2 separate regions of the Mus musculus genome follow, and region 1 is linked to region 2. The links are chromatin loops, found by intact Hi-C in ENCODE. Cell type or tissue: heart. All regions are shown on one strand.

Region 1 (4,000 bases), 82 kb after region 2:
TTTCTTTTAGTGCATCTCAGAATCTGCTTCTAGACTCCCTCTGATCTTGGCTTCTCTGGAACGGCATGCTGAAGACAGGGAGTGGCTATGTCCCATCTGAGGCAGGCTTTCTCTTTTTACCCCACATCTACCCCCATGGCCTTCATGCTTGTGCCCCATGCTTGCAGGTGACTTGGCGATCCCTGCTTAGTCTTTACAATGTGGAATGCTCTCCTGGATTTGTACCCGACAGAGCTGTTGGCAAGTCCCCTGTGCCCACCAAACTCTAGAAAGTGGCAGCTGTCTAGTTGACGACATCCATTCCAGTTCCAAGGGAGAGCTCTTGTTTGGCTGTGAAGACCTCACTGGCAGATATATCGCCAAACGGAGATAAGAAGGGAAGGGTTTTTTCCTTCCTTTGCAAACTATCTACACATTTAATAAATGAGCCAGCAAGTTAGTAGAAGGCCCTGGCTCTTGACAATGGTAGCCTTTATTCTGGGCCATCTTTCTCACCACTGCGTTCTCTTGGTGGTTGGCCTCTAGGAGATGCAAGGCTTTTGAGAGTTAAAGATAAAGCCCAAAAACAGATATGATATGCTGCAAGTACCCCTTTCCTTCTTATAACCTCCAAGTCCTGAAGGCGTACTGTCGTGTGGCACCATCAAGAAGGATGGCAGGCATCATTAGTTAGGAATATGGGGGTGGGGTTGGGGTGGGGGGAGGTTTCAGGTCCCACTCCTGTGTTTTCCCAAGTAAATACTCACAGGAGAGGCATAAATAAGTCTTGACAGAAAAATATGTGTTATTGTGACTCAGGTTATTGATACTGAGAAAAGGAGACAATTACTAAGATCATAGGTTTTCAAGTCATTTGGGGGAACTGACCAACCTGCTGCTTGCCCTCCATTTTGAACCTTGAACAAGTGGGGTCCCTAATCTATGTAAATCAAGGCAGCCAACCTGATGCTGGTCCTCCATTTTAAATTTTGAACAGTGGGGCCCCTAATCCATGTGGCAGCCACAGAGAAGTACAGGGACTACTGTAGAGGGTGCTGTGAAGAGAGGTAGGGTGTACCCCACACACACATATGAATCCTGTGGGGTTCTGACATCAAGTCTATGACCTAGGTCATTCTTTGTAGCTTTCCAAGGTTCCTAGTTTGTAACTAATGCATTTGAATTCCCGTGTTCCACACACCTCCTGGTATTTCTTCCTCGACAGGAGACAGATACTAATTTTGTCTGACTTCGTTTGTGTCTGTTACTTCACAACGTTTCTGACAGCTCTGGTTCCTGTCTCCTGCCTTTGGCGTGAGCATTGGTGAATGTGTCGTTACCTGACTGTCTTTGACACTGTTGAAGTTCATGGTGAGCCAGATGCTAATTCTGCTTTAGTGATCTGATGCCACACATCTTGGGGGCTACCAGCCACGAAGCTACCCTGTGAGTCTCCAGTGACAGGCAGCTAATCTCCAGCCTGTAGAACTGTTCCTCTTCATTTGTCTTCACCTGACAGAGAAGCTTACGCTCTTATATGTGTTCTCATGTCATTCAGTTCCCATGGTTGCCTGGGGGTGAGATGGCTTTCAAGATGAGGGTGGATTCTTACATATACATACTTTTAATGTGATATAAGTCATGATCTACATCTTTTTCTGGACTCCATTGATAACTACACACACACACACACACACACACACACACACACACACACACACACACACTTATAAAATAAAATCTTTTCAAATGAATACAACCCTGACCCCTTTTGTGCAGTCCTGTGTAGACACACAGGACTGATGAAACTGTCCAGTGGTGTAATTCTGTCTTCTGAGTGGCTGCCTGTCATCCACAGTAACCACACCATTTTACATTTCCAGTTGTCCTGTGGCAAGCTTCTAATTCCTTCTCAGCCTTGGAATCCCTGATTCCTGTCATCTGGAGTGTCACTGTTGTCATCCCGTGTGTTTCTGCTGTTGCTGTGTGAAGTGGTTTGCATTTGCATAACCTTCATGATATTGAACATCACTTTATGAGATTATTTGACATATCTATATTTTCCTGGAAAAAACTGTCCATCCAAATCCTTTATTTATTTTGTACATATGTGTGTGTTCATGTGTGTTCAGGCTGGCATGGACAGGATCATGTATGTCTGGAAAGACAACCTTGACTGTCATTTCTCAGAAGGCAGGATTTCTCTCTAGCCTGTACCTTGCCAAGTGTGCCCAGAAAGTCCTAGGGAAGTGCCTCACTGGTGCTGAAATTAAAAGTTTGTGCCACTGTGGCCTGCTTCTCTTCCATGGATTCTTGGTGGTAGCTGGGGATCCCCATGTTTGCAAAGCAAAGACTTTACTCACCGAGGCCCCCTTCCTGCCTTTATGCCATTGACAAATATAAGTAATTCTTTTTATTGACTTGTTAATATTGTCTAACAACCAAGTTCCTAAACATCTCCCCTCATCCTGGGCTTTGCCTTCATTCTACATTTTGAACTTTCATTGTTCACCACACCAATCATAGCTTCTGCAGACCACCAAGATTGGCTTGTGCCTCAGAAACTCCACCAGAGACTAATTGCATCTTTGCCTCAGTAGCTAGTATTCAGGTGAGTTCCTGGCACGAAGTAGGAGCTGAGGAGCTGAGGGAGGAATTGAGGGAGGAGCTGAGGACAGAGACATGGGGTTCACCTTTACCTTTTGTCTGAGAGTCAGAATGGTTCTGGGTAAGGTAGAACAAAGTGGATAATGAATCGCCTAGCAAAACCACAGAGGCCAAAGCTGCAAGATTGCTTTCTGAAGCCCCTTGTACCTGGGTATTATTTTTAAGATCAATGAAGGGGAGATGGGAGTGCAGAGCTGGGCTTGCAGCTGTGTTTGGGATGCAGCAAATACACTTTGCTGAAATCAATGGAGTGACTCTGAGGAGCCCGAGAAATGCTGTGTAATTATAGCACTGAGAATTACAGTTGTCACGTATTGATTCAGTCTTTTCAGCGCTCTCTCGTTGGTAGGTTTCCTCCCGCAGGCAATGCTACTCTGTGACATTTCCGGAGCCTTGGGTGAACTGCTGGCTGCAGAAGGGGAGAGGGGGTAAAATCTCATATGGAGATCTGTCTGCACCCGCAACCTTGGGAGGTCCTCAGATTTAGAGACAGGGTGGGTCCGTGTCACTCTGGAGTTGTCATTACTTTGTGACAGCTGTCTTGAGTGCCCTCTTCATGGTTACTGAGTGAGTACTCCTAGGGAGGACTTACCGTCCTGCAGATAAAGACTAAGAGGGAGACTTCCTTAGTCCTGCAAAGATTGCCCTTCTTATCCAAGTACAAGGCAATATTTCTGAAGTAGCTAACATAAGTTAGAAAGCATCTGCCTGTGCTAATTTTCTGGCTTTTCCCCCATGGTATATGTTCTTGTTGAGGTCACAACCCATCCCAGGAAAAGTGTACCGGGGCTGCTGGGGAGATAAGTAAAATGCACCCACAGTTCTGGGACAGGGTGTGTCCCCCTGGGGGATGCCAAACAGAGAGTCAAAGAAAGAGGAACCCAGGTGGAGCTGGACTGAAGGCTCAGGAGACCTTCTCCAGGCCAGAGGTAGAGCTGCAGAAAAGAGTAGGCGCTTTATTAAGTTCTTCAGGCATGGTGGGATTACAGCGTCACCTACTGAAGCCTGCCACCTGGAACTGTGAAGTGTATGGTGACTGACATCACCCAGGCATATAGAAAGGGAGGCTAGTGGTGATAACTCCACCCTAACGCTAAGTTCCATGAAAGATTTGGCATGTAGTAACCTGGTCTTTCTGGGCTGTCCCTGGAGTGACATCACATGCCCTTAGTAGCTGTAAATGTCTGGACAAATTGATCACTCTGGGATTTGGAAGCCCCACTTCACCCTATACTTATTCTGCTGTGGACCCATCTTTGGAATGGCATCTTCTTTACTGGTCAGAATGTGGGAACGGCTGCATTCCAATAGTGAAGAGGGTTCTCCGCTGTCGACTCGGAGGTCTCTTGGACTC
Region 2 (4,000 bases):
CAATTTGTCAGACCACCCATAGCAGACTGGAGCCCAGATGTTGATGGGTTAATGATGGGCAAGACTGTACCTTGACCTGGACTACTTAGTGATTCATATCCTTTTGTACCTAAAGCTCATGCAGAACATGGAAGAATCAGTTAGAGAGTGGGGAGATCACTAGACCTGTCTATTTGTTCTTCTTCCCAATGGAGCCACAATGAATAATCTTTCTTCTCTTCTTTTGTTACTTGCTCCTTCAGTTGGCATTCCGAAGACAGGGGGCTGAGCCTAGCTTCTTAGGGCTGCCAGGACACAGGCTTTGACCCTAACAACTCCAGGATACAATACCACTGGTAGAGAAGAACACTGTAGAGAGTGATGCCAGAGAGTAATTTAGGCCGAAGGTACCCCAGACAAGGGGAGGCACATTGAAAACCACACCAAGACTAGGTGAGGTCATGTCTGGAAGACAGATGGATGAAGCAATTTATATTTAAATGGTAAGGCAAACAACACACCCCCACTGTGCCACCGTCTATTCTTACTCAATTTCTCTGGAAGAAAGTAGAAATTATGGCCGGTGCTAATTGCTATGCACTATTGAATGTAAGCCTTGGCATTGGGATATAGGCCCTTGGGAAAGCAAGGAAAAGTTCTCCAAATAGGCTTTGGCTTCTCCATCACTAACGTGGACAACAATGCTAGGTATTTTCTGTTCGTATCCACTTTTCTCTTAGCTTCCAAACGCTGCTGCCTGAATCAGTACATCCTATCAGAGGCGCCTTGTGGACCAAAATCCTAGGGAATGCTGGGGAGCAAGGGGCGGAGGACTGATGACAATTGGCTCTGCTGCATGCTGACCTTCAGGCCAAGCCAGGGAGGGCCACAATAGTCAGGAGAGGGGTGGGGACACAGCAGGCTTGTGGCTCATCCCTTCCTGAACTCCAACCGCAGGCCGCTGGAGAACTAAACAAGGCCCTCTGCTGGGGTCCTTGTGATCTGCAGTTGCCTGTACTTGGAGGCTGGGGGAAGATGTGAGACTCCCTGAAGCTCTAACTTCCCTTCTCAGAGGTTCTGTTTCTTTCTCCCATTTTCGGGGAATGGGCGGTTTAGATATGTCCAGTAGCCACTGAATGCAGGAGCAGAGGCTGGCAAACCAAAGGAGCCAATGGCAGCTCCTATCTCGGCATCTTCCAGAGCCCCAGAGCACAACGTCTGTCCTTAGAAATCCCTAAACCAAGCCGAATACAGCTCCTGCGATACTCTCTTTATGAAAATTGCTTCTTCTCTCCGGCCTTAGCAGTCCGGTACCCGCACTAGAAGTAGGGTGCCTGGATACTCCCATCTCTGCACCTCATTGCTAGTCCTAGTACCACCCAGTTTCCGCCTTGGTGCCCTGGGCCCCACAATGCCTCCTAGTGGCCGGGTAGCACCTTCCTCGCTCAGCCTCCTACCCCACCAGGACTCCTGGATTTTGCAGTTTCGCTGGGTAGTTAGACCCCGCCGGCCTTGACCATCAGCAAGCCCTTAGTGCCCCAAGCAGGTCCCCTCGTGCCTCCCAGGGACGCACCCGCAGCCAGTAGCGGCGCAGCCCGGGGCTCAAGGCGGCGATCAGGCCCCGGCCCGGGCTTGGGGCGCTAGGGGTGAAGGCAAGCGAAGCCGGCGGGCCAGGGGAAGCCGGTGAAGGCAACGGCGAGAGTCCGAGAGAGGCTAGGCGGCGGCAGCAGCGGGCGACGCGAGGAGTCCCTGTGATTGGCACAGCCCGAGCCGGAGGAGGCGGCGAAGGGAGGGCGGAGGAGGAGGAGGAGGAGAAGGAGGAGGAGGAGGAAGGGAGCTAGCGCGGCGGCAGCGAGGAGCGGAGCCTTCAACCTCTCTAGCCGCGGCAGGACGGGGGCGGCCGCCGCGGGCCCGGGGCGGGGACAGTACGCAGCCTCGCGGCACGCACCCCCGCCCGGCAACGGCCACGACACCCGGGGCGAGCGGGAAAGCGGCGGCGGCGGCGGCGGCGGGGGAAGGATGCAGGGAAAGAAGCCGGGCGGCTCGTCGGGCGGCGGCCGGAGCGGCGAGCTGCAGGGGGACGAGGCGCAGAGGAACAAGAAGAAGAAAAAGAAGGTGTCCTGCTTCTCCAACATCAAGATCTTCCTGGTGTCTGAGTGCGCCTTGATGCTGGCGCAGGGTACGGTGGGCGCCTACCTGGTGAGTCCGGGTGCCAACTCTGCGGCGGACCCCCTTCCCTGCCGGCGCTTCTCGGGCTTGCCGCCTGGCACCGGGAAGGGGCCTCGCCGGCTCCGGGGGCAGGCGGGCATGACCTCGGCCCGGCACGGAGGTTGGCGACTGGTGCAGAGGCGGCCGCCGGGGGAGCTGCCGGCCGGAGCTCGGAGCGGGCGGGACCGTGGATGCCGGCAGCTCGCGCGCCGGGCAGGGGCTAGGGAAGGGGTGCCTGAAAGGAGATGCCGCAGGCAGGTGGGCATGAAACTGTTTCTTCTCCCCTCTTGAAAACGGAGCCATATGGCGAGTTCAGGGAGCCTCCTCAGAGACTGGAAGGCATCGCGGTTCAGGTGACCTGCACATGGGAGGAAAAGCCAGTTAGCATCCTGCGTCCTCTACTCTCCGTTTCATCCGCCCGGTGAACGAATCATTATGCATCTTTTTTCCCCCTGGCTCTTTCTCCATCCACCAATTGCTGGGGGAATTTAAAAGGCGCCCGAGTGTGGCCCTGAGCTCAGCGGTAACTGCAGGGGGACTAGTCCCACCCAGATCCCAATAGCCATCTTTCTGTGGAGGGATAAAGTTATAGTACCTGGAGAGCAGCTGCGAGTTTCTGTAGTTCTACCTTAATTCCCCATCATGGTCGCTCGCCCACACGGGGAGTGGATCATCTGTACAATATGTATTTGCTTTATTTGTCTCCAGAAAGGGATTATTGATGCCCAAAGGCCCATGGACACCTACTATGCCCAGGGAATCCACTTGTAAGGATTACCAAGTACCTACTTTGTCGCTTTCTTCTGTCTTGCTCAGGTGGTCCGCACTTGAGTTTCAGACAGTGCACTTCCAGACCTATTCTGTCTACCCAGGAAAAGATGTCTTCGAGTGGATAGTGTTAAATCATTACTTGGCTATTGACCTGAAACTGGAATCAAATGTCATAGATTTTAAGTGTTAGTGAGCACATTTGATGGAGATCGAATTGGACAAGATTTCAAAAGCGGTTGGATAACCACATCCAGAGATAGAGCTATGTGTATCCTGATGCTATCATGAATCCCTCATTCCTGGCCCAGGGTTAAAGTTAATGAGGGCCAGACGCTGAGTAGCCAGAACTCTCAACAGTTTCCCAAGGCTCCTACAGGCTAATAAGATGAAGGGACATAGCGCTTGGTTAAAGATAGTTATGTGGTGACTTGGAAGTGGGGGTGGGGCTCTACAGAGTCAATTCTGTTCCTGGGGTGACTGAACTGTAGAGCATTTGAGAAATCGTATGCATTTTTGTCACCCTTTCCCAGATAAACAGTTTTTAACTCCCCATTTCTGTCTTGTGTATAATATTGTCCCTGAACCCTGGGGCCAAAAGAACATTTGAGTATTCTGTTTTCCCAAACGTATTCCTTTTCTCTGTGGTTGTCATACTAAGCTGTAGACTGTGGCCTTTGCTTGGTGAGGATGATGATGTTTGGAGAAGCAGCTTTTTTAAAGAAGAGATTTGACTGTTAAAACACTTAGAAGTTACATGTGTCTCTAGAGGCAAATGCACATTCCTACTGATAAGTGTGACTCCGTACCGAAGCATATGCAAACTAAATTATATCTAAGCAGGTCTTCGTGTAAAAAGAGGCAGTTTATTCGATCAACAGCTGGCTCCTGTTTAACAGCTTCTTTGCCTTACACCAGGCTCCATTAAGGGTGTGGTATTCACATGTGGCAAAAACAGCAAGGCTGGACTTCATCATCCCAGGAATGATGAACATCTGAGATTAGGAGTTTGCACTTCTAGTGGCTTAGGGTTTTAGAAGGAAGT

The links. Hi-C counts contacts between places; a loop is a spot of excess contacts. Peaks named below come from ENCODE experiments on the same cell type or tissue, not always from the same donor. Only the 100,000 strongest peaks of a DNase experiment are listed, where the experiment ranks them.
Region 1: a loop joins it to region 2, with 2.3 times the contacts of the local background. A loop is called at or near these places in 1 of 42 quality-filtered maps.

The regions. Positions count from the first base shown.
Region 1 is chr7:74,470,887-74,474,886 of GRCm38, reverse strand. The region is part of intron 2 of Slco3a1 (solute carrier organic anion transporter family, member 3a1); the gene reads left to right. Among named protein-coding and RNA genes, the nearest start is that of Slco3a1, 82 kb to the left of the region's middle. In heart, no CTCF peak of the experiment used is centred here; no DNase peak of the experiment used is centred here; H3K27ac peaks cover 303 bases.
Region 2 is chr7:74,552,589-74,556,588 of GRCm38, reverse strand. Slco3a1 (solute carrier organic anion transporter family, member 3a1) reads left to right here and starts at 1,809. Exons shown (of 10, transcript NM_023908.2): 1 at 1,809-2,178. The coding sequence starts at 1,999. In heart, CTCF peaks have their summits at 974 (motif pointing left), 1,429 (motif pointing left), 2,132 and 2,338; DNase peaks (open chromatin) are centred at 948, 1,738 and 2,308; H3K4me3 peaks cover 3,273 bases; H3K27ac peaks cover 2,316 bases.